3 separate regions of the Homo sapiens genome follow, and regions 1 and 3 are each linked to region 2. A link is a loop called in an ENCODE intact Hi-C map of the cell type or tissue named here. Cell type or tissue: MCF 10A. All regions are shown on one strand. Links, peaks and the distances in the headings refer to the core of each region. The heading gives the core; the rest is flanking DNA. Region 1 holds the start of LOC124909489 (a long non-coding RNA gene). Region 2 overlaps LOC124909489 (a long non-coding RNA gene). Region 3 overlaps LOC107986081 (a long non-coding RNA gene).

What was found. Peaks named below come from ENCODE experiments on the same cell type or tissue, not always from the same donor. Only the 100,000 strongest peaks of a DNase experiment are listed, where the experiment ranks them.
Region 1: it touches region 2 in a loop (7-fold over the local background); 4 of 110 quality-filtered maps call a loop at or near these places.
Region 3: a loop joins it to region 2, with 2.0 times the contacts of the local background. A loop is called at or near these places in 4 of 110 quality-filtered maps.

What each region holds. Positions count from the first base shown.
Region 1 is chr3:43,993,134-44,003,487 of GRCh38, reverse strand. It overlaps LOC124909489 (a long non-coding RNA gene), which reads right to left and starts at 4,156. Exons shown (of 5, transcript XR_007096256.1): 1 at 3,961-4,156. RefSeq lists silencers at 3,900-4,429, 8,063-8,262 and enhancers at 4,890-4,949, 6,823-6,932. In MCF 10A, for the core only: a CTCF peak has its summit at 7,033 (motif pointing left); a DNase peak (open chromatin) is centred at 7,037.
Region 2 is chr3:44,059,726-44,070,079 of GRCh38, reverse strand. All of the region lies in intron 2 of LOC124909489 (a long non-coding RNA gene), which reads right to left. Among named protein-coding and RNA genes, the nearest start is that of MIR138-1, 49 kb to the left of the region's middle. In MCF 10A, for the core only: no CTCF peak of the experiment used is centred there; a DNase peak (open chromatin) is centred at 4,559.
Region 3 is chr3:43,873,734-43,884,087 of GRCh38, reverse strand. All of the region lies in intron 1 of LOC107986081 (a long non-coding RNA gene), which reads left to right. Among named protein-coding and RNA genes, the nearest start is that of ABHD5, 190 kb to the right of the region's middle. In MCF 10A, for the core only: a CTCF peak has its summit at 4,778 (motif pointing left); no DNase peak of the experiment used is centred there.

The DNA of each region.
Region 1 (10,354 bases), core at 5,075-10,074, 70 kb after region 2:
ATGATATTTTTAGTTCTAAAATCCAGAGCTGAAATACTTTTAAATTAGCAACCTAAACGATGACACACTGCAAAAAAAAAAAAAAAAAAAAAAAAAAAAATGTACTTTATCTACTTTTAAGAACTATTCATTCACTGTCTTTTCTTGATGGTCCTACCTACTAAGTAAGATCCTAAGCACAACAGATTCAGAGCCCACTTCTACCAGGAAAGAAACAAATAAAAACCCTCCCCACTACCCAAGTTAAGTCTTCTCAAAATGAAGAGTTTAACAGTCCTAAATAGCAATTCCAGTTTGTGTAGGATGCATGTGTATGTGGCACAATGCGCACACCAAAGCACATTTCTTGAATTTTGCAGAGATGCATGTACAAGTGTTTAATGTCACATAATTTTAAAGGAGCAGCAATTTCCAAATGGTTTTTCTAAAGGATACTCTCTATTGCCTCAATCCAACCCTCACACACCCAAAAATATCATTAATTTTTAAATACTTAACGCCAAAGATATTACTAACTACAATTCCCTGTAATAAGTGGATGAGCAAACAATTTTCTTCAAATTCTTCAAAAAAAAAAACTCATAACCTGATATCCTCAAGTGGAAAAAGAGAGATTCTTGGAGGCCAACTCTACAGGAATTCAGACATCAGATGCCCCTTTCCATGCTACAAGGCTCTGCAGTGTCCTAAAAAGGCTTAGTGTACATTTGTGGTAAAACATGAGACTTGTTGCCATTTGTGGGCTAAAGCAGCCCAGGTGTTTATTCAGCCAGCAAATTTACTTTGCTGGGAGGTGGGTGTTCTGGAATGCTCGTCATACAATGATGTGTGCATATTTACTGTCGAACTCAAGGAGGTACTGTTCTGGAACCTTCTCATACTGCAATTAACTGTGCAAGTGGGTAGAGCTAATTTCCATAAAATAATCACTGCATATCTTAGGAAAAGACCCTCTTTGAAAGCAGGCTGCTAGGGCGCCGGCATCTGAGCAAAGCACCAGAGACGTCTGACCAATTTGATTCTTGAAGCCGCCGCTGAAATCTATTTTGATTTTAGAATGACCCGCAATCACAGACAATTTACCTGATTGTGTGTTCCTGGTGACTCTCAAAGCCTTCTAGGTGCTAGGATTTGTAGGTATAGTTTGTGGATTTAAAAGAGGGGAAAGATAATATAAGAAAAAAAAAAAACACAGGAAAAAAGCAGAAGGTAGTTTCAGCAGCTTAAGATTATGAGTTCAGAACAGAACCTGCAATTTTCACCTAGAGTATCACGTTAGACTGGAAGAACTGTTGAGATACTGCTAACTGGTCACGACATTCAGGTCTGAAAATGCATTAATTCACTCTAGCCATCAAGGGAAAACGTATCATTTTCTCTTCCGTAAATGATATATTTACCTTAAAAAATGGAAGGTAACCAAGTAGGGATCCTTTTGAAAATTTTGTCTTAAAAAAAGGAAAGAAAAAAAGTCTTTGTATCTCTTTTCTTCTTGGTCAGACCCGCTATCTGCAGTAGACGATGCGGATAAACCTAACTATAATAATGAACTGTAAATTTATAATGCCTCTTTCTTCAGAGCAGCTCAAAACATTTTCTTTCCCATAGATTTGAAACAAGATTTGAAATCTCCTTGTCTTGTTGTAGAAATGGCCTTCCTCTAATCTGATGTGAAATGACTGGGTTCTGTTTGAAGGACCAAGCAGTAAAAGGTAAGCTCATTCATCTGTTTCTTGCTCCAATTATGCATCTCTGTTCAAACTGAGATGCCAGGTGCTGGTCTATCGCACAAGCTGATTTATTCCATTCACTGCCTAAAAAGGAGCCCCCCTCTTTCTAAAAAACTTAGTTTTATAAAAAAAATTTTATTAAGAATATCGAAGCAAAAATAACTCTTTTTGGCTTCACTGTATGCTTTAATATGTGTCCTTCCAATCAATTATGGCTTTTAGCCCTAGGATCTTAAAATTTGGAAGCTCTCGATCTGTATCCCTTTTCTAACAAAATCAACCTCTCAAAGTTAAATGGACATTTTAACAAGCTGACAGGTGAAAAGAAATAACACTGTGCTTTTTAAGACCTGCCTATGGATTAAAGCCTACCCTCCAAATTTGTTAGTAATTATTTAAATAAAGGTAATGCCCAAGCCTAGAAGCTGCCTCTCCCTGCACCACTGCAATTGTCGAATTCCTTTCCTGGTCTTTCATGCAGATGCTCAGAAACAGGGTGGGGCTCCCTGGTCTTGCATGCAATGTTAAGGGAGTCTGTGCTGTAAAGAAAATTCAATTAATCGTTCATATTCCAGTTTTTCAGTATCCTTCAAAAATACCTTTGAAATAATCATGTTGCTAAGAGTCCCACCGTTTCTCATGTTAAGATTCAGATTAAAACCTTTGTGTCAAATCAGATGTGTTTTGCACAAGCATGGATGACAGGTATTGAAATAAAGGTGACAAGTCAAGGAATCAGGGAGAAACCTCCTGGAAGAAGAGATGTGAGAAAGAGAGACTAGCTTCTCTATTATGGATGTCTCCGATGATGCTTTTTCAAAAATCTTTTTTTTTTTTTAACAAGTACAGTTCTTTAGAGTCTACAAGTAAAATCCAATCTTGCTAAGCCATGCTTGTTCCCTTATGAGTCAGCAGGCCACTGAGCATTTCAGACAGTGCAGCCAAGAGTAAATGGGCAAAGGCTGTCGCTGGACACACCCATTTTACTAATCCTGACTCTGATTTTTTTTTAAATTCATCTTTATGTTACATGGTGTCTGACCTCAGAACTTGCATCAAAAACTGCACCTCCACCAAGGACTCAGGTTCCAATGTGGAAGGACTACCCTCCAGCTCCTTCACTGAGTGCAATCGGATAAGGGCTTATGTCTTCCTCAATGGGCAACTCCTGTTTCATTTTCTCTCCAGTCTGCATGTTATCAGCTTGACATTCCCTTCAGTGGCATATGACAAATCAAATTGATCAAATTGGCCATCACTGCATTCATCAGAGGAGGATTTTTTTATTTCCCAGGACTGATACCTCCACTCCCTTTACAATCATGAACACATCAGAAATAAATAAATAAATAAAATAAAAATAAAAATCCCATGTCTTGGGTTTTTTTCCGGGGTTTTGTTTGTTTTGAGGGTAGTGAAAGTGGTAAGAAGTAATGAATGGATACAACTAATCATAAAGAAAGAAAAGCAACTGATAGTCATAAAGCCAAGGGCACAGTCTTAAAATATGATTTTAAATACCTAGTGCCTACATCTTAAATTTAAAGCATTGATCCAAAAATGCAGATATTATTAGCTTTGGAAAACTTTACCAAAACATTAAGTAAATTATTTTCCTAATCTTTTTGCATGATTCAGCACTTTTAATACTAATTTCTGTCAAGAAGTTATAAGGTAAAAGGAATCTTTTCTGGGTGCCTTAAAACCTCACACACTCTGTACTGAACCATCTGCACTCCTTCTACTACAGGGTCATATCAGAAATACTGGGGGTCACTGGTTTGCTGCCATAACATCTAGTGACCACCTCAGAGCGGCTCAATTTCACTCTCCGGAATCTAAGTGGCTCTTGGGGACAGAATGACCCGTCGCAGAGGCTTCTCCCCATCTCGAGCTGACCCTTACCCAGGAGCCACACACATATGCGTGCACACTCGACTGCACCTGTCTCACCCCATCAGCAGCAGCTACAAGCTCCCACCTGATGTGTCTTTTCAACCTTTGTCAAGTATCTCAAGGCAAGAATGTCCTGAAGCCCTTCCCCCAAATAGAAGCTTTGGTCCGAGCCCCCAACCCGCAGGAGCATCAAGAGGAGGCCAAGGAGACAGACACCGCAGACTCTCTCTGCAAACTTGACCTGGGCATCGCACGGACTCGCGTTCGCATCCGAAGACCCCACACGTCCCCCGCACTGTCCCCACAGCATCCCACGCCCGCGGTGCACGCTCACCTGCCGGTAGACGAGCCACACGCCTCGGCGGTCCAGACTTCCGTGTCGACCTCCGTGGGCGAGCCTACGCGCTGGGTGCCCGGCGCGCCCTCAGGAGTGGCTGGGACCGCGGGCTGGCGCCGGGCAGGGCGGTGGGACGCCTGGAGCCGGCGGGAGGAGCACGCCCAGGCGGGTCCGCGCCGAGCCCGAGCGAGCGGGCGAGCCGGGCGGGAGGGGCCATTTGTAACCGAGCAGACGCTACCACCGCCCCTTACTCGCGGGGGGCGGGGGCGGGCGGTCAGGTGACGGCGGCCCACCCTCCGCCGCCGAGCCGGGTGGTTCCTGCCCGGGAGGAGCCCCCTGGCGCGCTCTGATTGGAACTCCCGCCGCAGTGGCGGGGGAGGGGGGACACGTGACCGCCCGGCCAGGCGGCCCGGCGCGCCCCATTCGCGATGGGCACCCCATCTTCCTCCTGGAAAAGCCGGGGGACACAGAGAAGGCGGAGGAGCACGCGGGGTGCAGGAGAGCCTACCAGCCCCTTTAGCCGCAGTGCTGGTGATTCCGGCCGCTGAACCCGGAGAGGAAAGGCTCCCACGCGGCCAGCCGGCCTTGACTGTCCTCTCGCCCTGCCCTTGGCCGCAGTACCCTCCCCTCGGCTGCAGTAACCGCCCCCTACACCTCCAGGCAAGGGCACGCTCAGTGTAGACCACTGCCACTTCATAGATGCCAGTGCCACTTAAGAGTGGTGTTGGGTTTTTTTTTTTTCCTTTCCTCCTCTCTGCACACCAGCACATTGTACCCGAGAGAAACTCACGGCGGTGCACTGCAGACACCGCCCAGCTCCAGGGCCCGAAGACCCTCCGACCAGGCCCCGGGATGCCTGAGGTCTCCCAGGTCATTACGTGGAGGAACTCAGGCCTGCTCCCTGCGCAGGAGGAGGAGGCGTCGCGGGAGCTGCAGTCCCCGATCCTTCCCAGGAAGCCGGCCGGGTGGAAGGGGAGAGGGCCGTTATCGTGGTGCGAATCCAACTCGCAGCCTCTGGGAGCACGTTGCTAATAAAGGTCAAATTAAAACAACTAAGTGGTGCCGGCAGGGACGCGCCGCATGGTCAGGAGAAGCCCGGCTATTAATCATCCATAAGGAGCATTGCTCTTCTGGTGTGGGAGAATGGGGCTGTGCGACAGCCCCCCGGAGTTGCGCTCTGCTCTGAACCCTAAGCTCCCCCAGAGCAAGTGGATTGCGCAGCCTATTACCCCACCTCCCCACGGCCCCCTCTTGGGGCGGCACCACCCTAGATGGCAGGAATTCGGAGAAAATGCGGTGTCACGTCCGCCGCTATGCCCGCACACGCGTCTGCGCCAACTCCAGCAACACGTGGGGACCGTGAATCTGGGCGTCTGCTCTCCACTTAGGTGGTTATGTGGGTATACTTATATGATTACTGATTAAAACCAAATTGGACGGAGAAGTCTGTTTCTACACTGGATTCTTTCAAACTTCTGTCCAAGGGAGTTTTGCGCTCGATTTGGGCGGGGACGCAGTTTTCAGCCAAGACCGCCGCAGCGCTCAGCAGAGCCCGGGGACCGGTGGTGGTGGTGGCGGGATGGGGAGGAACAGAGGCCCTTGATTCTTTGGTACTCCACTTTCTTTCCTTATTTAGACCAGTCGGGCAACACGTCCCTCGCCCAAGATGGCCTTTCCAACTGGAACGTGACTCAGACAATGTGGAAGCCAGGGGTCCTTGACCCATCGTACCTGGGCTTCGCTGGGCATAGGACAAGGGTTGGGCAGGTTTACCTGGAAAGGGAGTTTATTCGTAAAGCTTCGGGCATAAACGCTAGATAGCGAAACTTTGAGGAAGCTCAAAGTTTACCTATTGTAAATTGGTGGGGGGTGGGGGAGCATCTTATGTAAAAAGGAACGGCCCTATTAAATTAGTAAGTATCTTATTTTCGTAGTGGACGTCTTGCTGCCCTTGGTCCTCCCCTCCCCCACCTCATTTCTCCAAACCACCAAGGTTGGAGAAATCTCATAAACAAAGTATAAGTCCGTGGGGGGGGGGGGGGGGGGTTACTTGGTGTTTTAAAAAAACAACAACAACAAACGACCTTTGTAATAAGAAAGGTGGGTACGTTTTCATTTCTAGGTCTTAATCTTAACGTTACGGCCACGTTAAAATTGAAGTTGATTGAGACAAGAGAATCCCAGAGCACAGCACGCAGACAGACAATTTCACAATTAAAAAATATGTACTTCCTTCTCCCCGCTCTCGTCACCTCCCCCTTTCCCCGCCATTACCTACTCCCGTTTGGACTAGGGGCTGGGAGAGGAGGAGGATGTAGTCCCTCCGAGTGCACAAGGGAGGCGGCGGGGCCACTTGTTGCTGCACCGCCAGAAGAGCTAATTCCGAGCGGATCTGGCAGGGAGTTAAAACCCTTCTCCTGGATGCGACGCCCCAGAGACCGAGGCAGACGGCGAGAACAGATTCAGCGCCTCGAGATGTGCTTTCCAATTTGAACTCTGGACCATCTTTGCTTGAAATGCTTTGTCTTGCACGTCTGGGAATTACTCTGTGCGATTAAACGCGTGACACACACACGCATACGCGGGGTCGCCCCGCAGGGGGGAGGGTGCGTGGCACAGGAGCCTCGGACTTTCAGGGGCTCTGCACTTGGGGAGTGGTGCGAGGGGGACCGCCTCGGTGTGGCTGCTGACGTGAGACAGGTAACTCGGAAAGGTCTTCCTCCGGCTGCCTTGGTAATGGGAAGCTGTGGGCAAAGGTGCAGGGGCGGTCCCGGAGCGCACACGGCGCAGTCCGCAGTGAAGGGCAGTGGTGTGGTGGGGCAGAGAGACTAGACAAGGGCAGGCGGGTTTTGCCGATTCCGAGTTCATCCGTCTACGGGGTCACGTTCTGTTGAGAAAATGCGCGACACCCGGTAGGGAGAGAGTGACACTGACCAAGTGTCCCTGGAGGGCCGAGCCGTTTGCCCTCGGGAGGGGGTCGCGAGGCCCGTCAGCACTCGGCTCCCGCGGAAGCTGTGCTAGCGCGGCAGTCTCGCCGGCGCCTGGCCCCACCAGCCTTTGCCTTCAGCGTCCTCCGGTGGCATCGTCCGAGATTTGCGGAGCAGAAGCCGAGGACACGAGCAACTCGCTGTGGGCTTGAAGTGACCACGCCTTAGGGCTGTGAAAAGCTGCCCCGTGGTGACTTGGGTACGAGGAGGTTAATAAAGTGCAGAATTAGTCTTGATTTTTACCTAAAATGAAGCTGGTAGTACTGAGCGCTTAAATGACTCCGCTAGGACCCTGGAGGTTGTGGGAGCGGGGTGGGAGAGGGTAAATGCTAGGTTTAGGACAACACAGGATATGTCTAATTTAAGGAAGCTCCCCTTCTCGGGCCACGTTCTCTGTAGCTCTACCCAACTGGAATCGCCTCTGCACCCGGGGTCATCTCCGGCATTATGACACCCAGCGTTGCCCTCTAAACTCCAAGTCCCCGCGGCCACATCCTTCCGTGCCTGCTGGCACCAGCAAGAGTCTCTGCCTGCCCTTTCTCCTTTACATGGACCCTTTTCCTTTCACCCCTAGACCGCAGTGCGACTGGCAGGCACCTCTTCGCCCCCTCCGCGCCCCGCGCCGACGGTGGGAACAGCAGCGACAGCGCGACCGCAGCCTTCTAGTGCCTTCGCCCCCTCCCCCGCGGCCACACCTCACCCACCTCACCCGCCAAACCCCGCACTCCGCCGCCGTCCCTCCCCTGCGCGCTCCCGGCGCCAACCCAGCCAGAAGCGGGTGGAAGCCCGGGTCCATGTGCAGGTGTCCTTGTGCGGGAGTAGGGGAGCTCATAGGTCAGCGATCCGCGACCCTACCCTGCCCTCAGCTCGGGGTCCACCCACGTGGAACCCGCCGGCCCCCGCGGGTACCCAACACCAGTCTCCCGGGCTCGGCTGCCGTTCCCTCGAAGCCCCAGGGCGCTCCCACGGGTCAATGACCACCTCAGTCTTTCCTCAAGCCAGGGTTTGGCCAGTTGGGAAACCTCTTCGTCCCCTGCCCACATCCCCTGGCATCTCCGGACAAAGCCACTCGGCTTCCCGCCCCGGCATCGGGAAAGATGCGCGTGGAGAGCGCCTCCAGGCGCTGGGCCACGGTCCCGGTCCCTGGCCGTGCCTGCTGTGTGCGGAGCTGGGGCGGCGGGTACCGCCTGCGCGGGGCAGGCACCCCACTCGCCGTTCCTCCAGCACGGGCACTCGACCGCCGCGGCGCTGCAGGAAGGAGGCCCCGCCGCGCCGGTTCCTCCACACCCACGTGCCCCTCGTGTGCGCGCCCCCGGCCTGCAGATGCTACAAGGCTGGCGCCGCCTGGATTTCCGGGCGGCCCCACCCTCCGCGGCCGCTACGCCTCGCTCCCTGCATTCAGTCTCCTTGGCGTCTCCGCTGCAGCATCCAAGACCAGGCGCCGCCTCTGCTAGCCGTGCTGCCCAGCACGCCTGAGGGCCGCTGCCGGCAGGCCTCACCTCCCGCCCGGGTCCCCCACTCACCTTTCCTTCTGGACGGTGGGGTTCAAGCTCTGCACTGGGGCTGTTAAGCCACCGCCCACGACCTCCTGTAGGGTGCAGCGGGAGGGCGTTCCCGAGGCGCCAGCACCCTCTTTAAGCCCTTCCCCGGCTTTCTGCACAGCACCTTCATCAGCCGGCCACCCTCCCTGACACTAAGGGAGGCATAGCTCTCGCTCTTGCTCCCGCTTTCTCTCGCTCGTTCTCACACCAACGCCCACCTATACACACACCTGAACACCGAGAGGCCAGGACCGGTATCTCTCTCTTGAACTCTCAATTCCAGCACTGCAGAGCACATCACGTCGCTGACAGCAAAGTGAGGAGGTGGCACCTGTGAACTAGGTGGTTTCTTAAAATTTAAGAAATAGCCTTCTGCCCCTTGGCCTTTGCGTTCTTAAGACGATTGTACTTTATTTTTTAAAAATATATAGCCCAGTAGTATTCACACATTAAAAAATACATATTTAAATGTTTCGAGATAATCATAGATTCACGTGCAGTTGTAAAAAATAATAATAATACAGAGAGATCCTGTGCACCCACCCTTTACCCAGTTTCCCCCAGTGGTAAAAATTCCCAAAACTATGGTGCAATATCACAACCAGGATACTAGCACTGGTATAACCCCACCCATCTTACTGAGATTTCCCGTTTTACTTGTACTCATTTCTCTCTCCTTCAACCTCTGTGTGTGTGTAAATAATTCTATACAATTTTATCACATGTGTAAATTCAACTACCACCACAGTCAAGATGCAGAACCGAACTTATCACAGGATCCCTCTTTTTGCCTTTTATAACCACACCTACCTGGAGGGTGAGTGGCGATCCCTGACTACTACTAATCTACTTTCAATTTTTTCCAATTTTGTCGTTTCAAGAATGTTGTACAGATGAAATTATACAATAATGTAGTATTTTCGGATTGTCTTTATTGACTCAGCATAATTCCCCTGAAATGTATCCAATTATTATGTATTATCAATAGATGATTCTTTTTTATTAGTGGGTAGTATTCATGGGATGGAGGTACCACGACGGTAGATTATTTAACCATTCTCTCATTGAAGGACTTATTGCAGGGTTGTTTCCAGATTTTGGCCGTTGCAAATAAAGCTGCTGTGAACATTCATGTACAGGTTTCTGTGGGAACATAAGTTTTCTCTGGGATAAACGCTCAAGAGGGCAATTGCTGGGTTATGTGGTAAGCACACGTTTAGTTTTGTAAGAACTACCATACTCTTTTCCAGATTGCCTGTGCCATTTTACAATCCCAGCAGCAATGTAGGTGTGATCAATTTTTTTCTTCACACTTGGCAGCATTTGGTGGTGTCACTGTTTTTTTATTTTAGTCATTCGGATAGGTAAGTAATATCTCATTGTGGTTTTAAATTGCATTTTTCTGGTGGCTAAGGTAATGATAGTGAGCATCTTTTTATGTGCTGATTTGCCATCTGTATACCCTTTTCTTTTTCTTTATTTCTTTTCTCATGGAATGTCTGTTCCCATGTTTTGCCCATATTCTAATTAGAGGTTTGTTTTTATTTTTTACTGTGGCATTTTGAAGAGTTCTTTATATATTCTAGGAAAAGTCCTTTGTGAGATACATGGTTTGCAAATATTTTGTTCCAGTCTCTAGCTTGTCTTTTCATTCTCTTCACATGGGCTTTTGCAGAGGAAAACTTTCCAATTTTGAGGAGACTCAATTTACCAATCTTTCATTTTATGGATCTTGCTTTTGGTGTCAAGTGTAAGAACTTTCGCCCAGCCCTAAATCTGGAAGATTTTCTTTAATTTTAAAAGTGAGTTTAGTTTTACATTTTACATTGTATCTGTGATCCATTTTCAGTTAATTTGTTTCTG
Region 2 (10,354 bases), core at 1,781-6,780:
GTTTCATGAAACAATTCACAAATAAATTGCCAATCAACACAACTCCAACTCCATAGGAAACTCCTCTTCAAAACAGTGAAGGAAAAGAACAAGGGAAATTTATAATCTTTTTTTCGTGGGTGTATATCAGCCTATGTTTTTGACAAGCAGTAATGGGAAATAGGTTTCCTGCATGCTTCTATAATATTTTCCTTGCTGTTGGTTTTGGTTCTCTAACTTGCTTTCTGCTCCTCCCTACTCTTGGAACATTCAATCTATTTTGTGATCCTGACGTGTCTAGTGACCCAGACTTGCATGAGGCTTGCTCAGAATTTTAACTACCGTTTTCTTCCTGACTTTTCAGGGCTTTTAAGTTGCTCTGGATTTCCTGGCCCCTCATCCTTGGCATGAAAGAATATGAGGCCTCTTTACCTAGAAGGCGGCACAATGAATCAGCAGCAATGCTGATGATGGAAGGCCCAGGGACCAGATGGCTTTTAAGACAGGCTTTCACAAAAGGAACATGAGGAGAATGACAGGAAAGGTACAGGAGGGTAACGACGGTTTCAAAGGCACAGAATTTGAAGCTCCTGGAAGGTACCTTATAGAACAGTGCTTCTCAAAATTTAATGTGCACATGAATCATCTGCAGATTCTGATTCAGCAGGTCTAGGGCGTAGCCTCAAATTCTGTGGTTTTAACAAGCCCCATTGATTACATTTTGAGTGGCAAGATTCTAGATAACCTAATTCAATCATCTCATTTTCCAGATGAAGACACCGAGGTCCAGAGGGGGAAAATGACTTGAGGAAGGAAGGTCAGAGTAAGAAGTGAGTTGAGTCTAAAAGCTGGGTCTGTAATTGCTGGTCACAGTGCCCTTTCAAAAGAATTATTTAAATAGCCACACAGACGATGGAGGTGAGGGACTCACCCTCCCCTCACAGTCTGCCTTAGGTAGGACGTCACTTGGAGAGATTGCTCAGTTTCGAACCCTAGTGGGTGATCTGAAGAACCTAAACCCTAAAGCAGGTAATGTAAAGTTCAGAGTGACTGATCTGTCTATGCTGAACTTATTTATTCAACTGGCCCTCTTGAAAGAATCAAAGAGGACTCTTAGGGCCAGAGGATGCAAGCTGTCTCCCATTACCTGTGGTCACACAACAATAAGGCTGCAGATTCTGCAGGAATGTGAACCTCCTGCTTTAATAAGAAGACATTCGGGCCAGGAGTGGTGGCTCATGCCTGTAATCCCAGCACTTTGGGAGACTGAGGTGGGTGGATCACTTGAGGTCAGGAGTTTGACACCAGCCTGGCCAACATGGTAAATCCCTGTCTCTACAAAAAATATAAAAATTAGACAGGCATGGTGGTGAGTGCCTGTAATCCCAGCCACTCGAGAGGCTGAGGCAGAAGAATCGCTTGAACCTGGGAGGCAGAGGTTGCAGTGAGCTGAGATTGAGCCACTGCACTCCAGCCTGGGTGACAGAATCGGACCCTGTCTCAAAAAAAAAAAAAAAAAAAAAAAAGACATTTGCATAACACTGGTAATGCCACCATGTCTTACTGATTTGGGTAACAGATAGTAAGAGGCTTAGCTTCTGGAGTAGTCTGTCACTCCAAGTGGAGATAGGTCGGCAGGCAAAGTGATAGCAGCTCCCAACTGAGCTTACCCTCCAGCCCCATCCTGCTGTTGTCCAGGCCCAGGCATCTGAATTTGTATTCAACGTCCCAGCTGATTTTAATGTCCACCTAGTTTTAGGAACTGACAGATTAGATGACCCCTCAAAAAACTGCCATTTGGCCTGGGAAGGTACAGTCTGGGAGATGACGCTGCTCTCTCGGTGAGGGGGGTAAAGAAGCATCATGGTGAAGCCAGTGGCCCCTTCCCAGAGTTAATGATGCGCTCACAAGGGCAGCTAGGGATCCCCGCCCTCTGTCTCTGAGAAGGACCAACGCCACTCAAGGAAGGGCCAACAACGAGCTACCATGGTTATGAGAAAGGCAATCTGCATAGTTCAGATTTTATTAGAAATGAAGAAAGGGAGCAAAACTTAGGTTGTGATCTCAGAGTGTGAGGGAGGCATTTTTGGAAAAAGCATAGAAGAGCTTTTGAGAATTGAATGAGAAACATTTGATGTGGGACAGATTTTCTCTGAAAATGTGAGCAACCTGGTGGTTGAATTCTGTGCCCTGTGAAAAATACTGATAAGGACAGCGTACAGAGGACGGGGCCCCAGGCTCTCCAGCTGCCTGCAAGGAGGGGAAGCTTCCACCAAACGAGCCTCGGAGGTTGAGGGGCTGTGCTGGGGGAACTGCTGGCCCTAATTCTTACCCTCATCTCTGTCTTCTGCCACGTGCCTTTGCACTTCCTCCTGCTAAAGAGGGGAGAGGACCCTACTTCTGTGCTCCATCGTTAGGTTGGCCACGGAACTTGCTTTGGCCAATAGAGTTCAGCAGATGGATGGTGTACCAGTCTGGGGCCTAGGTCTTAAGGGACCTCAAGTGCTTTCACTTGCCTTCATGCTCTTCTGCCGCTGTTATGAGCAGAGCTTGTCTTGCTACCCTGCCAGTCCATGGGGAATGAGAGCCATGAGAAGCAGACCCACTCAGCTGACCCACCCAACCCTGGGCCAGCTGAGCCCTAGCTGCCCTGCAGCCCTGGGATAACACTTGAGTGCTGTGGAAGCCACTGAGTTCCAGCGGGTTCCTAACGCAGCCATGGCTGATGGTACAGGTGCCGAGAAGAAGTGGCAACTAGCACGAACCTCATCGGCAGCCAATTTGGCGCTCTGCTCAGGGCAGCTCCTTACTCCAGAAAACAGCTGATAATCCAGAGGACAGGACAACTTTAGTAAGGAGTCCTTACTGACTCCAATTTCATGATCCTTCTCTGACTTTCAGCCCTTTGCTCACATTCTTACACAAAATGAAAAGAGAAACTGGACTTTTAATCATGGTGGCTGGCTGGAAAAAGTGAAACTTTTGCTAATAATAAACACACAATCATTAAGGCTTTACCATGTCACATGCCCTTCACCCGGGTCTCCTGGTGCTTCCTAAACACTTACTCATTCATCATCAGGAGGCCTGAGGCTTCTGCTCACTCAGCAGCAAAGACAGGCAGCTAACTCTTGGCCTGAGGGACCTTCTCGTAGGCTCCGGAGTTAATGGTTTTCTCAGAGGGAAGGAGGACAAGGAATTATCCATGGTCTTGTTGAAGAAGTAAGGCACTGACTGTAAATAATTTCCTATCCAGCCAACTGCTTGCCACATCAGAGCCTGGTATGGGTCTTAATCTTCTGCTTCTTTCTGACTGTGTTATCTTAGGGAAATTTTCAAATTTTCTGAGCCTCAGTTTTCTCAACATAAATCCTTAAGAGTTGCTGTTGGTGTTACAGATAATAACTACGTAAGAAAAAGCTGACCCTGTGCTTACACATGTAGGTACTCAAGGGTAGCTATTTTGTTCATCAGAGCACAGAGTAAGCAGGGTTGCCATGTGCAACCGTGTAGGTTGTTAACTGCACAAAGACTCCTGGCCAAGGAGGTAAATGGGGCTGAAATGCATCCTGAGCCCCACAGGCCTAGTCTTGCCTTCTGTGTGGCCTGCTGCTGTCCAGAAAGAAGGGTTCCTGTTTCTAATTTGCACAAAGGGTACATAGCAGCCCTAAGAAAAAGTCCAGGGTATTGAAGGTTAAAGATAAGTTTGTGCTGAAACTTCTCTGAAAGAAAGTGAAAAATGATCACTTTACTTAGTGACTTGCAAATAATTACACAGCTTAACAAAAAGTTGCCAGTTAATTTTCCATTTGTCCTAAAGATTCCAACTCAGTAGGTCTGAGGAGAAGCCTCAGAATCTGCGCTTCTAGTCAGCATTCTCAGTGTTGTTTATATAGATCTAGGTTCGAGAACCACTGTGATGTTTCGGGTTCCTTTGACCCAGGCCTGGGCTCTCAGGACGTAAGAGCAGGTCAATCAAATGAACAAACAGGAAATCATCTGCAGCAGTTCCAGTGTAAGTTCCAGGGTTAAAAATCCAGAAATACCCCCTGTGTCTTGTTAACAAGAACTTTAGTGGACCAGGGCCTCCCAGTGGTTGGGCTGGGGAAAGGCCGTAGCATTAAAGGGCTGCATGGCAAAAGGGGTGCATGGCAGCTTGGGAGGTGGCCGGGGCCCTGACAAGGAGCCTCTGAAGCACACTAATGATAGGAAAGAGCCTGGCCACCGAAGGCAATTACAGAGGATGAAGCATCACACAAGCCAGCAAGGCGGGGGAGTGCAGGGGGATCTTATTATCCCTCTGTCTTGCTTAATAGGAGTTAATAGTTGGAAGGGAATAAAAGAATGGTGTGTGAAGTTTAGTGCCAATACAGTCTAATATGCATGCTATGTTTTTATTTCAAAGAGGATAAAGGCCCAAATTTTATACTGAAAACAAATGTTAAAAATTAATTATAAAGAAGACACCAGAGGGCCTCAAGCCTGTTCCCTGGGTGACTGATTAAATGCCTGCCTCATTTAGACTGGTATAAACCCAATCTCTTGGAAGAAGGCCAAAACTATTTGCCAACGTCCACAGAGACTCTCCAAGAAAATGATCCTGGTGCCAGGAAAGAGAAAAACATACTCACCACCGCTGCCCGGAGCCAGCCACCGCCACAGGGTGGAATCCAGTCATGGGCAGGAATGCAGAATGCTGCTGCAAGGTCAACGTGGGTCAAGAGCATCCCTCATCACCTGAAACTGATTATCAATGAACGAAACAAATAAGGCCATTCAGGCCTGGGAGAAAAGCAGTCCAAAGAGTTCCTTCTCTCTGCAGGCTCTGAGTCGGGGAGGTGGGGACTTTTTTTTTTAATCCCTGGATTTTGTTTGGTTTGAGACTATCTTCCCAATTCTCAGAATGTGCAAGCTCTAATTGAAAATTTTAGAACAGGAATTAAGCCAATGACTCCATTATCTTTTGAATTTTAAAATTACAGTTTAATGGCAAGATAACATTTCCTTGTTAAAATAAAACTAAAAGATTTCCAAAAATGCTGACATCCCCCTTCAATACTCCTCACTCCCAAACCCTAGTTCTTTCTTTTCGCCCCAAAGGTAACTGCTGTTAGCAGTCTGGTGTGGGTCCTTTCAGACCCACAGAAAACACGCAAACACATAGAACTGTTTTGTAGAGTATTTTTTCGCTGATGATATTATACTGGGCATATTTTTTGCAACTCACATTTTTCATTAAACCACAGGTCTCAGAAGTCGATTCATGTTGGTACATATGCTAATTGCAGCACAGTGTTCCAAAGTATGTATACAATTACTCCACATTCAACAGAAAAAAGTCCATGTTTCTTAGACTGGTATTTAGGGATGTTCATAATAAGGTCCTGACCTACATTTTCCAGTTTATTTCTGCCAGCTCCACACCCCACCCCCACTTCGAAGTAAACTATACACAAACCAAAAGGAACCATTTGCAGTTTCCCACAGGGATGGGCAGGCATCTCCATGCAGGGCTATCTGTATCCTCAGTTCCTCCTCATCCTGCAAGGTCAGCTCCCAGCTGGCAGTCATGACACCTTCCTTGGGACTTCTAGTTTACTTTATATGCCCTTATATAGGGTCCTTACCACTGTGGCTGGGCATTCAAGTAATTGAAGGGTTATTCTTACTTTTCCTTTTTAGTCATGAACTCCTTGAGGGGAGGAGTGTGTACCAGAGATACAACAGGGACTTGGCAAATTGTTGTTGAATTTTTTTTTAAAAAGAAGCCAAATCTTACACTGATTCTCTATATTGCTACGGGGAGGAGGAAGAGCAAAAGCTCAACTAGAAGTTGGACTATGGATACAAGATCATCCTTCCTTCCATCTGAAGGGCAGCAGAATATGCCACCCCAAAATATGTTTCTTTGGCACATGGATGATTTTGAGCTAAAGGCCATTGAGAAACAGCCGACGCAGGCAAAGCTCCAAAAACAGGGCACAAGGTTTTCTTCTGTAAAGTAAATTTACACTCACAAGGAAAGTTTCCATTTGTAAAAGATGTCTTCCTCTTCCTGGTAAGGGAGAGGAGTTACTTTATATGCTCATGTATAGGGTCCTTACCACTGCTGCTGGGCATTCAAGTAATTAAAGGCTTATTCTTACCTTCCCTCTTTAGTCTAGTGTTCCCAGCCCAGAATCCATAAGCCCCTTTTCCTTTAGCCTAAGATGTTTTATAAACCCAAGTTCTGACCATCCCTCTGGTTACTCATCACTGGGTGCACCCATGTGTACACCAACAATACATATGTTAATAAATGTCTTTATTTTTTGAATAAGTTGTGAAACTGTCATTTGCCAGTTTAATTTACAGGGATCCAGTTGCAGAAACTAAGATGAGGAAACTAAGATTGCCTCCCCTACACTTATCCATCCCTCCATCCATCTTTCTACGAATCCTTCTACTCCTCTTTCTCTCGTTCCTCTTCGTTGGCAGCCATGACAATGCATCCCCCCATCCCCCAGCCCCAGATCTGACTGCAAGGAACTTATTGACTGACCTGCATCATAAGGTTGGGGAGAGACAGTGTCTGCGGTGCAGGCACTTTGCACCCCTGGGTCATTGCTGATGTGGGACCGTAGTGACAGTAATGGTGAATGCTCATTGGAGCTCATCTCTGAGCCATGAACCAAGAGTGTGCCATTTCCAGGAATTCCCTCAATGGTGGACAGCCTTCCCCTTTCCATAGTGCTTTCATTTCATTCTACTATGACCAAGGAATGGATAATTTCTATTTGGGTGTTAAAGGATGCAACTGCATGGAGAGACCAGTGGTTTGCCTGAGGGGACACAGTGGTGCCCGCACGAACCCTTGGGAATTCACACCACTATGAGCTCCCGTAGCCTTAGGGAGTGGAGGCTGAACAATATTTGCAGCCCTAGAGTTGCTAGAACAAAACAGGTTTCATGATCCCTCTCAACTCCATCTGGCTGTCTCTTGGTCTTGGAAGGTACCATATGCCCAGTACAATTTAAAAAATAGTTGGATTAAAAAAAAACAGACTATGCCACTTGGGAAAGATAGGCTGCTACCCTCCTTTGAATTCTCTTAGGTTCTGTGATTCCACCCCTCCTCAGCCTACCCACTTTCAATTTTATACAACTAAGAGCTCGTGCTGCAGCTCCCTCTCCCCCTCCTCCAGTGTTGGCTTGAACAGCACTGCCTAACCTGGAAGGCTGGTGATGCCTCTCCCTTAGTGCTCCTGCAGCCCCGAGGTACCCTATTCCCATACCACAGCTGTCCTGTACCCACCTACTCCCTGCCTGTCTCCCTAGAGGAAAGTGAGTGCCTGGGGAGCCAGAGGCAGAGGGCACTACTATCACAAAGGGGACTCAAGATAATGTGCAGAGCGAGTGCTTGGCAGTTGGGCTTTAGGCATTCCAACAGGTCAGCTAAAAAAGCAGATTCAGCCGAATATTCATTCAGCCAGCACTCTCTGGGCTGTCACCCCCAATTCCAGGAGTTGCATCCCACTCAGCTTCCCACACCTTGCAAAACCGCCCCTCTTTCTCAGCACCTGTGACTGCCCCACATGGATCTGCCAACCTTTCTAGGCCTCTGCAGGTGGAACTTATCTGGTATCCTCATTTCTCAGTTTCCCCCATATTCATTTTTGGAAAATAGGCCTTTAAAAACATTCCTGCGATATTATCAACATCCTATCAGCCATTTTTCTGGTTTGCTGCTTCTTTTTTTCCACCAGTTTCCACACATCTCCCTGCTTCTGTTCTCACTCTGTCCCCACTGCTACCCGTCTCCTCATATCCCCCATCTCTGCACCTTCTAATTCTCTTACCACCTCCCATGCGCATATTCCCTGTCTCAGACCTCCTGCGTCCAGGGCAGCGCTGCCTGTCGGGAGGGCTCTCCCTTGCCGTGGACCTGGCTATGATGACTTGGCCCCAGACGTGGCTGAGCCTCTCAGCAGTTCTTAACACACGATCAATTTTCAGGGATGCAGTCAGCATATTTTGGCAGAGAAGCACCTGAAAGCCAGCTCGGGAGTTACTGGGCAGGAACCAGCAGTTTGAAGGGATTAAAACAAACAAGACCTACCCAAAGTGTTTTGCTGATAGAACTGGCAGATAGAGAGGGCAGGTCTGGATATGGAGAGAAAAATAAACTTTCATCAATTTTGTTTTTCACACCACAATGAATGAACAATGGGTGCTGGCAATTAGAGCAATAACAGTAATAATGAAGAATGAAAGTTACACCAGTAAATGTAATTTCTAAATGTCAGATGGATATCAGATATATTCCTGTTTTAATGCCTAGAAGGTACATTAAAATCTAGGAAAGAATCCAAAATTAAGCAGTAATTTGTGGTGCTTTTCAAAGAAAAGAGTGAAGAAAGTATTTTTTAAATGAAAGTATTAAAATTCCCAATAGGGTTAATTGACTATTCTAATTTTTACTTCAAGTATATAAAAACACACACAAATATTACCCTGATCTTGATATGGATAAGAAGATAAATTACTTTCAACTTTGTTTTGCCTTTCGGATTGCTGCAGAAGCTCCTTAATAATATAGAAAGTGTATGGGGTGGCACCTGCCACCACACTAACCCCTGGGGAAGTCCTGCCCCCATCTTTTATTCTTCTTTGAGGAGACGAAGACATCACATATTCCCCAGAGGAGTAGAAGGTGACAGCCATAGATTACCCTTGTCCTTCCATCATTATTCCAAAATGATTGAGTTTTACATGTGGCTTTCTCTGTCAGCTGAGTAAGAACTCCGGGTCTTCCCACTGAGATGTAAGACTACTCAAAAGCATTGTCAAAATGTGTCCTGGAAGCCTGTGCTGGCATCATAAGCTACCAGCCCCTGCCTCAGCCCAGGGGTGAGTGGGATCCAACAGGAAGCAACCTGTCAGCTTAACACACCAAGCCAAACTGGCTATCCTTTTAAAAGCTGCCAGCATGATTTTTTCCTCATTATTTATTTTTTGTTGATAAGTAAAAACTGTACATATTGATGATGCACAACATAATGTTTTGGGATACGTATACATTGTGAATTCATCTCACGGTGACCCTCCTCCCCCAAGGGCTGGCATTTCTACTAGCGTGTTTCTTGGGGGAAGGGTCCTCCTTTGCTAAAACAGCGCGTTATGAAACTGTAGGCAAAGGGTTACTATTACTGCTCGTGACTGCCGGAGAAGTCAGAATTGTAAGTGAGCACACCTTCTCTGGTGTGTACTCAAGCCCTTCAACCACACAAGTTTTCAGGGATGAAACGCAAGCCGGCTGTCCACACGAAGGGGCATCGACGTTATCCCTGTTGTCCCATTAATCATATTTAACGCCTAAGTCTAAGAATGTTATCTTTGCTCCCAGTTCCAAGAGTGTATAATTTAACCGGAGCAATTTTCCCCAAAGTGTGAATCAGGCTCATACACTGTCTCTCTCAACTTCCTTTGTGCTTCTAAATTAGAAAACCAAAATGTCACTTTTCTCAGATATAAAATCCTCTCAAGGTCAATGTAAAAGAATAAAGCAATTAACTTCCTGGGTAAACCACAGTATGGTGTTAAGAACACCATACCTGAAAAAGCGGTTAAAAAATAAAATCCTTTCTACAAACGACACCCCTTGTTTGAGACCCAAATAATGAATGCAGTTCCCGAGGCTCCTGTCAAATGAACAACCAGGTAGGGGAGGCTGCTTCCCCCTCTGTTGCCAGCTGGCTGCAGGATGTGCTGTTTTTATGCTGCTGGGCACACTGATTGGCTGTTTGATGAGGCAGATCTGTGGCTAGTTTCTTTGCTTTTCTTTCTTTTCCTCCCTTTTTGATTCTTTCTTTCAAGTTTTGTAATAAATCAAGTTCCATTTCTGCATGTCCGGTGGAGCTATTACGGTCTAATAGGTAACATGAACTCTATTTGCTGACTACATAACATTTCGTTCTCTTATTGAGTCCAGTAATCAGGAAGAAACAGACCTATATTGAAGTGAAAAGAGAGGCAGCAAGGTTCCAACTAGTTACTCAAATCTTAACATTTTTTTTCCAGGTTTGATTGAAAATAGGGTTTAAAATTTGCCATCTCCTGCTTCTGCATAAATAAAATGCAAACACATTTTGATTTGTACATTTCTTTGCAATAGTCAGCACTGTGACTCAAAAGGGTAAAGGGAGCTGCTTACCATGTTTGATTAAATTTCAGAACCACAGCCTGATGCACACAGGACCCAGCCTAGAGCCCTGGAATTCTCACAACCATGGAGGCTCAACAGTCTGACCCATGACTAAAGGTCCTAAAACCCATCCAAAGGCAGTTAGTGGTTCTTCAGAGGAGCCTGACCTCAGAATACAAAATAGCATGGGGA
Region 3 (10,354 bases), core at 2,235-7,234, 190 kb after region 2:
TGAGCTCTCATTCCCACTTGGCAGCAGGAACACTAAATTCAGTCCACTCCAGCAAAGCCCAGTCTAATCCAATAAAAATGTTAGTCTAATCCAGGAATTCGATCACTGTCCAGTTCAAAGGTCTCTCTCCACAAGGTGCTTCCCCTCCTCCACCTAAGGGGAATATCCCAGGGACTTGCTGCCAGCCCACAGCCCATCAAGCAGGGGCAGGGAGAGCCAGCACCCAGCGGGGGTGAGACTGCACAGCCTCATGGCTGCTGTTCTCACCCTATTCACTCGTGTCCACCTGCCGTCTCTGCACATTTGATGATGTGGTCTGCCTCGCTGGACGCCCCACCCGAATGCTGAGGGGCCTACAGAGGCACAGTGGCTGCTATGGCACCCTCTACTCAAGCAGGCTTCACCTCCCAGCCCCTGCCTGCAGGTCACTTTACTCCTCTGGAAGTCCTGTGAGGTGAGAGAGTAGCCCACTGCACTTTTGAAGTTGGCTTTTAAAATCGCTATGGATGAGATTGGGGGCTTGGCGGGGGTAGGATGGAAATCCCTGCTTGGTTTCACGTAGCCCAGCCTCCCTTGAATAGAGAGCGTGAGGTGCCATGTAAGGGGAAGGTACGATCCTAGGGCAGCAAGAGTGAGAGTGAAGGAAGGAACACAGGGAAAGGGTGGGGGGAATGCAAGGCGCTGTCTTGCTGAGCCGGCCCTGCTTCAGCAAGAGGCCCAGCTGGTCATTCTGCCATGGGGGATGTCTCTGAACAGATTTACAGAAATGCCATGCCTCGAAACAGCCCATCATGGAGGAATGGAGTGGGGATTTATCCCTGGTTCTCTCCTACCTCTTGTCCCCCACTGGTCAGGGGTGAGGGAGTCAACTCTCCTGTGTTTCTGGGCCACATCGCCTATCCTATCTTCTGGGAAGCCAGACCCCGTGTCTGGCGGCATGGCTCATCATGTGAGTCTGGGAGCTGGGAAAGCAGCCAGAGCTTTCCACAGGGGCTGTGCTTCCCAGAGCCCATCATGGCAGAGGCTGGGCATGGGGGAGACTGTGGAAAGAGCCTGAGGTTGCACATGAAGGGTCAGATGCTGTGGGGATGTTTTGTTCTTGTTTTAAATATTCTAGAAGAAATTGGGCTGAACCAGCATCTAAAATACTTCAGTAAAAAATACCGTGGGTGACTGTGTGTCTTCAGAATACCCAGGACCAAGACTGGTGGAGGCCTGAGTAGCACAGAGACCTGGGACTTCCTTCCTTCATGTGAATTGGAGCTGCAGCGTATCGTGGTGATTAGACTCGGGGTTGTAAGGCAGAGCTGCAGCTTCCTTAGCTGCACTGCTTCCTGGTAGTTAAGAAGGTTACTCCACGCCCCAAGCCTTGAAGCCCTGATACACAGATGGGAATTACAGCTATATCTAACTCACCAAGTTGTTGTGAAAAGTAAATGGGATAAGCCAGTGTTTCTCACATTTTGGGTATTTGCATACCACCTTCACACTTTCCTCCTTACCTGTGTACCATCTCTTATTATTTAGTTGATATTTTTTTTAAATTGGCCCTATTTTAAACCTTAGCCTCATTCTAAGCGATAATATCTATGAATTCTCCAGGTAAACATGAAGATATATATATATATCTTCAATATAGATATATAAATATATATATATATCTTCAATATAGATATAAAAATATATATATATATATATATATATTTTTTTTTGAGATGGAGTCTCGCTCTGTTGCCCAAGCTGGAGTGCAATGGTGTGATCTTGGCTCACTGCAACCTCCACCTCCTAGGTTCAAGTGATTCTCCTGCCTCAGCCTCCCAAGTAGCTGGGATTACAGGCACCTGCCACCATGCCTGGCTAATTTTTGTATTTTTAGTAGAGACGGGGTTTCACCATGTTAGCCAGCCAGGCTGGTCTCGAACGCCTGACCTCAGGTGATCCACCCGCCTCAGCCTCCCAAAGTGGCATATATTTTTTCTAATACACAGTAGAATAAGATGTTAGTCTTAGATTGTTAGTCTTAAACTGAGAAAATGACCATCTCACTCATGAAAAGTAATGCAGTGCTACACTTTGGTGAACACTGAGCTGATCTTTACATTCAGGCAGAATCTGGTGTTCGGCAAATATTTGCTATGCTGGCACCTTCGATGCTGGCCGATGCTTTGTCACTTACTTCCTGAGTGTGGGCTGCTCGTTTATCTCCAGCTCTTCTGTCTTGCTTAGGAGCATCTTGCCAGTGGAGCGATGGCCGTCTCCCACCGACTCTGCAGTTGCTCATGGACCTGGCTCTTCCATGCCCATGCAAAGGCCTTCTTCTTGAAGCTCTTGTCATCCATCTCTACTTCCTTCTCCCCTCCCAGTGGCCATCTTTCATAGCCTCCTGGTCATTTCCTTTCTTCCCTGAAAGCTTTCGCACCTGCCTCTTGGCTTTGCTCTCCACTCTAGGCTTATCCATAAACCTTGATGACTTCAATGACATCCAACATCTTGTCTCAAAGGTCCTTGACCTCTTCACCTCCAATAACTATCTTCCCCACGACCTCTTCAGCAAACCTGGCACAGCCACATCCTATGGAGCATGCCACCTGCTAGAACTACACAATCTCAGAAATCTTTCCATCTCAGACTTCACCCTCTTTCCCTCCAACTCCTTGTGGCCTTATTCCCATGTTTGGTTCTTTAAACTCATTAGAACTCAAATTCCTTGATGCTCGCTTTTCTCACAGGTCTGCATCGACCTTCACTGCCCAGTCTAGGCCCCATGAGGCATTGCTTAGCAACTTGGAAGTTCCTGGCCATTTTCAGATTCCACCACACCCACCTGCAAAGCCCCAATCTTGGAGCAATTAACCTACCTGCAGGCCAGTCCTATTCCTGGGACTGCAGTGGGGCGTGTGTGGGCTGAGCACTGTTGAAGAAAATCTACTCATCTTTTTCTCAGAAGTTTGTTTTGTTCTTATTTCCCTATTTGTGGTACTGTTTCTGTTAGATAAGTGTTCTGAAAATGATAAAATGCTAAAAAAAAAAAAAGTAAAGTATTTGTATCTTTATCATAAAGACCTGACCTCTCCCATGGAGGGGTTTACAGTCAATTGATTAATTGTGAGAACCATGCCCCTGTAATCATTTGGATTTTACACTTCTGTTTGGAAGGCCCTTCCCCTTCTAACTCAACTTTCAAGACTGTCCAAAATCAGTTCTTACAGGAAATCTTGTCTGTGACCCAGACTTGGTTAGGTGGTTCCTCTCCAGCTATGCTTTCATAGCACTTATCACAGGACTTTGCAATGAGCTACTTATGTAGCTGTCTCCCCTATTTGACTGTGATGTGGGTTTTTGAAAGGAAGGACTTTGTCCTACTCTTCTTGGTTCCTCCACCTCTCACCCCAGAGCAGATTCACAATAGTTGCTTGTTAAACAAAACTAAAATGACCTAAAGCCAGAAGGAGAACTTCAGCATCTTTTGGAGAAGAAAAAAAAATTTCTTGCATTAAAATTATGCTAAGCTGCAATAGACAATTAATATTTTGTCTATTTAGATCTCCAACTATGTGTTATGGAAGTTAATCACAGGATCACTTCCTCTTGGCCACTGTTGATTGGCTTCAGTTGGGCCAATCAGAGTGTTCCCTGGGATCTTTTGAACTGGAATTAGAGTACAAGACATAGTTCCTCCTTGTTGGTGAAGCTGTGAAATGTGAGGCAGGGGGGCTGCTGAGAGCCATGTTCACCTCCATTTAGAAGAAGCCAGTGTGCAATGAGAGTGATGTACACAGGACCAGAAGTGGATTCCTGCTTCCCGCTGTTCCAGGTGCCTAGGCTGCCAGTCTGTGAGAGATACAGACAGTCCTCTCATCAAATTACTCTTGGTCCTAAGGTAGATAGAGCTGAGTTACTGTCGTTTACAGTTAAAAGGAGCCTGACCTATTCATGTGCTCATCCTTTGCTATTGATTTTTACTTCTCTTAGGACAACTAAACCAACTTAAAATAAAAAATGGTCAAGAGATATGGACTGATGGTTGACCTGATAATTTAATGACCCTTATTTTTTTCTGATTATTTTGTTAGGGTATAATTTACCCAGAGTAAAATTCTCCCTTTTTAGTGTATGGTTCTGCAAGTCTTGAGAAAAGCATAGTCTTGGAACCATTATCACAGTCAAGATAAAGAACAATTCTTTCACCCCAGAATTTCTCTGTTCTCCTTTGGTGTTTAATCTTTGCCCCAATCCCAGCTTCTGGCAACCAGTGATCTGTTTTCTGTCCTTATAGTTCTGCCTTTGCACAAATGTCATGTATGTGGAATCCTACAGTATGTAGGAATTAACACAACACATGTACGATTCATCTGTGTCATTGAGTGTATCAGTAGTTCAGTCCGTTATCTTGCGGTTTTGTATTCCGTTGTACAATGCACCACAGTTTCTTAATCTATTCCCCAGTTGTAGGACATGCGAATTGTTTCCAGAGGGTTTTTCTCAGTGTCTGCTTCAATCTTAGCTTCAGGTATTATTGCACCTGCACCTCTGAGAGGCTGTCTCTCCTAGCAATGCTCCTGCCCCTGTCCTAGCAATAGATGGTGTCCCTTGTTACCTGACACTTGTTGACCCAGTCACAGTGTGTGGGTGGGAGAAGGAGCGTTCTTTGTTCTGATTCAACCTGTCAGGCAGGCACCATGCCGGTGTCTCAAGAATGAGGCCTTCTAAATGACTCTGCACTGCCCCCAGCTGTAGGAGACTTTTACTAGTTTGAGCCTCTTTCTCAGGGGTGGAGATTTTTTTCTGTTCTTTTCCTCCAGCTGCAGTGGGTGCTCTAAAGGCAGCGGAGTCCGCTGCCCTTCTCTTAGCAACTTATCATCATTCCACAGGGAGGAAGGACCTCTTACTGTTCCTGCAGCAGCTGCTGCTGTTCCCTTGCCCAAGGGCTGCACCACGAAAGACGCTTTCTCAGGACTCTTGCTCTGCTCCAAATCTTTCTTATGAGTGCTTGGTGAGATCAGGGAAGAAAAGCCTGCTAGTATGTACAAATTCCCTCGTGTCTCAGTCTCTTTGGGTTGCTATAACAAAATACCATAAACTGCGTGACTTATAAACAACAGAAATTTATTTCTCACAGTTCTGAAGGCTGGTAAGTCCAAGATCAAGGTGCTGGCAGATTCATTGTCTGGTGAAGGCTGGCTTTCCTCAGAGATGGCTGCCTTCTCACTGGGTTCTTATGTGGCAGAAGGGGAAGCCAGCTCTCTCTGGGGTTCCTTTAATAAGGGCACTAGTCACATTTATGGAGGCTCTGCCCTCATCATGACCTAAGCACCTCCCCAAAGCCCCACCTCCAAATACCATCACCTTAGGGGTTAGAGTTTCTTTTTTTTTTTTTTTTTTTTTTTGAGATGGAGTCTCGCTCTGTCACCCAGGCTGGAGTGCAGTGGCACAATCTCTGCTCTCTGCAAGCTCCGCCTCCCAGGTCACGCCATTCTCCTGCCTCAGCCTCCTCAGTAGCTGGGACTACAGGTGCCCACACCATGCCCGGCTAATTTTTGTGTGTGTGTGTTTTTAGTAGAGATGGGGTTTCACCGTGTTAGCCAGGATGGTCTCGATCTCATGACCTCGTGATCCACCCGCCTCACACTCCCAAAGTGCTGGGATTACAGGCGTGAGCCACCGTGCCCGGCTGGGGTTAGAGTTTCAACACAGCACCTGCGTCTGTGGCACCCAGGGGCTCCATATTTTCACACTAACCTCACTTAGGCTTTAGCAAGTCATTAAAAATTTTAGGTGAACTCTTCTCACTGACTAGTATGGCATCTGGTGACATCTGTTCTAGGTAAGCAAGTGCTGATGTCCCCTCTTTCCTTACAGGTACTTGTCTTTCTTTAGATTTTGAGTTGTTTACCCTGTGGCTTCAGCTCTCCTATAGGTTCAAGAAAAGTTGTGAATTTGCACAATGGTCAGTTTTTTCTCATCGTAAGGGTGGAAATGATGTTTCCCCAGCTTTCTACATCTTAAGCAGAAACCAGAGCCCATCCTCACTTTTAAACAGAAGGTGGGAGGACAGAGCCCCAGTGGTGAAGGGAGAGTCATTGGCTTAAAGCTGGGGGAGGGGACTCCCAAGGGCCAGCTCCAGCCCTGGCTATATTCCAGTTGAGCCACAGGTGTTTGAACAAAAACTTGAGTTGGCTTCAAACATTTTAAAATCTGAAATTTTCTCATTTAAAAAATCTGGATTTTTGCTTTCTCTTGGAAAAACTTCCTGCTGTGATCATCACCAGGATACTTTTTTGGTGTGGGGCACATTCTCCTTTCCCTGTCATCCCCACCCCCCCACGGAACACTCACCTGCTTCACCCATTTTCCTAACCTGCCTGGTCCCTGTGGGCAGGGATGGGGCTGAACCAGTGTGCTCTGGTAAAGTTCTACCAGTGGTGGAGATGTCAAAATAGTCCCATGCCTGTGAGTAAACAGCCAGCTCCCTGAGCCCTGGGAGAACCCATCCATCAGCTAGACTGGCACCTTCCCTAGGACCTTCATTCCCAAAGGGGTAAAGTTAGCAAACCCAGTGGCTGTGGTGCAAAGCTGTGGCCGGCACCTGTGCTGACTGCTGTCCTGGCCCATGCTAGCATAGGATGCCTACTGACAGGATGACACTCAAAACACTGAAGTTTGCAACTCCCGACTTAAAGTACCACACACAAGCTCCTTGCTCTCAGAAGGTGGAAGCAGGTAGAGTGATGCTGTTTAAGGTGATATTTTCAAACCTTTCAAGCCTAGTAGTAGAAATCAGTGTAAGCGGTGAAAATGTGCTTTGGATATTGGTTCTAGGAGAGTAAAGAAGAGACCAAAAACAAATAGGAAGTGAGAAATTAAAGAATACATCGAAGAGAAGCTTAAGCTACAGGAAAATCAAGAAACAGGGCTGATACATGTCGGAGATAAACGAAAAATGGCTATACCTCAGGGTAGCCCATTATCAGGGATTTTTTGGCCTCTTTCTACTTTAAAATGATACATAATTACAATAAAGTAACTGTTTTGTAATTAAATACCAAAATAATTAAATTTGAAATTAAACATGATAACATCAAGTTGTTCTGACAGGATTAATTTGTGTCTTAATCTGATAAATCACTTTCATTATTATTAGGATTAAGTTTTAGAGGGAAGAAATTGCAAAAGGAATAGTTCCCGCATTCCACAGAGAAAGACTGACAGGGCTTTGATTCCTCTCACACAGAGCTCTCTCAAAGGTCAAGTGCTGGAGGCTGATTTTTAAGGCACAATTGGAAGAACAAGAGAAGATATTCTTGAAAGGACTGTTTTTCTGATATTCATACCTCAACTATTTTGTGCTTGGATTTTGAAAAGTAACCAAAGTTTCCTCACAAGTTTCTGATCGAATAAATAAATTAATCAGAAGCCAAAAAAAGTAGCCAAATTAATAGTTTCCCATCAAACAACAAACATTTAGTGTCTGTTTTGTGCTAAGTAATACGCTAGAAAATGCAAGCGCATGGGAAGACATGTAAAATACAGTCTCTTCTTTCCAAATGCAAGGCTTTCTTCTCTTGCTGTAAAGAAAAATAATGTATGCATATAGAAAATAAGATGGCAATCCGAAATTCAATAATAATAGAAGGTGCCTATTTGGTAAGACCACAGTACCCAGATATTTTGTTAAACTGTATTTGTTATTCGATATGTTCTGTGAAGGTATTTTTTTTAGAAGAGATTAACATTTAAATCAGTAGACTTTGAATGAAGCAGGTTACCCTCCATAATGTGAGTGGGCCTCATCCAATCAGTTGAAGACCTTAATAGAAAAAGACTAGCCTCCCATCAGAAGGGGAATTCTGCCAGCAGACCACCTTTGGACTTGAACTGCAACTCTTCCCTGGGTCTCCAGCCTGCTGGCCTACCCTGCAGATTTTGGACTTGCCAATCCTCCACTATCACACGAGCCAATTCCTTAAAATAAATCTCTCTCTATATATATATATACACACATCCTGTTGGTTCTGTTTCTCTGGAGAACCCTGACTAATTCAGCACCAAAGTAAGAGATGCCTCAGGGAAGCTCACTCTGTCTTTGGCAGGCTCTATTGTTATAGCAGCAAAGTGCTACAGGTTGGATGAGCCCACGGTGCCCTGATAAAACTGCATTTATAGAAACAGACAGCCCGCCCGTGGGCCACAGTTGGCCAATATGTTTTTTTAAAACTATTGCACAAAAATGTTATTTATCTTGACTACTGAGTTTCTTGGTGTCCCCTTCCATTTTTCACTCCAGATGATGCCTCTCTTGCCCCAACACAGTCCCCACCTGGCTCCTCAAGCAACGTGATCTGAATGGTGTCCATGGGGATAGAGTTCAACTAGCAGGACCAGAAAGCAGCATGGACATGCTGGAAAGATGGCCCTACCATTCTGTACAACCTTGAATAGCTCTTAAACTTCATTGGGCCTTGTTTCTTCTTCTAAAACTAAGTGTTGTAAAAAAAAAATATGAATATAGCAAGTCTTCACACAGGTAGCATCCTGGGTGGAGTGATCTCCATGAAAAGGCCCAGTGAATCCCTGAGATGCTGGGTCGCTGCGCAGTTTCCCAAGGTTCTGGCCATGATCCCTGCTCCAGCCAGCCCAAGGAGAAAGCCTGGGTGGCCTAAGAGGAAGTGCCATCCCTGGTAGGGTGGGCTGAGGGGCCCTGGGAGTGCCTGCCTCTTGGGCTGGATGAAAGTGGACACCTGCCTTCAAGCATGTGTCTCAGTCCACAAGTTATAGGAGAAAGAAGGAGAGGAGAAAGCAGAGGTAGAAAACAAAAGAATCACTCACCCTACAGACTGCCTGCCAAGTTCCTCTGCTGCCTGGAAAGCCCAAGGAGAATTCAGAGATCCCATTAGGTTGGAGCACAGGGCAGGACTGCTTAGGGCAAGATGCTGGTCAGGCTCTCTGAGTTCCCAGGCTCTCAATTTAGGGATTGTTTACTACCCTGCTGGCCTCTCTTTGTATTAGCCACTGCAGCCTTTGAATAAAAGGCATGATGGAGTTGCCAGCCAGAAGTCATTGTGGCCTTTTCTCAGGATCTCAGAGGGCACCCTTTGTCCAGCAAGGTGGCTGCATAGTGGATGATACTTGAAGGGTGTGGCAAGATTTACAGGGACTATGGGAGACTGGCACTGACTCATTGGTTTAGAAAGGACTTGCTAGGCTGGGCAGGCCAAGGTGGGAGGATCCCTTGAGCCCAGAAGTTCAAGACCAGTCTGGGCAATGTGGTGAACTCCATCTCTACTAAAAATACAAAAAATTAGCAGGTGTGGTGGCATGCGCCTATAGTCCCAGCTACTCAGGACACTGAGGTGGGAGGATCACTTGAGCCTGGGAGGTTGAACCATGATTGCACCACTGCTCTCCAGCCTGGATGAGACAGAAGGAGACCCTGTCTCAAAATAAATAAATAAATAAATAAACAAAAAACAACAACAAACAAACAAAACAAAAAACAAAAAACAGGACCTGCTAGCTGCACTCATTGGCCACCCCACATTGGACTCAGGGACATTGCTCACACCCTGTGTGCCCTGGGACAAGTTCCCTGACTACTTCATGACTCAGCTTCCTCATCTGTAAAGGTGTAATCATAATGATAATAACCCCACATGTTTAGCAAATTATTTAGTAGAATGAATGGAGTGCTTTGCACAGAGTAGTTGCTGAACAAATTAGCTGCTGTGTCTATTATTGGTCTTGGGCTGGGCAATGACGTAGGCCAGCCAATCAAAATCCTTCTTTAGGATTTTGTAAACTAGCAGTGGGACAAAAGGCCAGTCCCTCCTAGGTGATGAAGCTTTAAGTTGCAAATGGGGGAGCCATTCCCTGCCATGTACAGGAAGCTGGTTCTGGGAGGACAAAGTCAGAGAAGCAGAGATGGAAGATAGAGGTGAGCTCCTAGTGGCTTTCAAATCCCTGATTCCAGTTGTTTCACGTGGCCCAGCTGCACCTCAGTTGTTCCTGCAGTGTATGATCCATCAAACAAATTCCCCTTTGGGCTGTGGCTAGTTTGAGGGGTATATTAGCATGCTAGGTCTGCCATGACAAAGTACCACAGACTAGGGGGCTTAAACAACAGAAATTTACTGTCTCACAGTTCTGGAGGCTGGAAGTCCAAGCTCAAGGTGTCAGCAGGGTTGGCGTCCCGTGAGGCCTCTCTCTTTGTCTTGGAGACAGCCGCCTTTTCCTTCTTTCTTCGCATAATCTTCGCTCTGTCTAAATCTATGTCCTAGTCTCTTCTTATAAGGACACCAGTCACACTGGATTAGGGCCCGCCCTGATGACCTCATTTGAGTTTAGTTACCTCTTTACT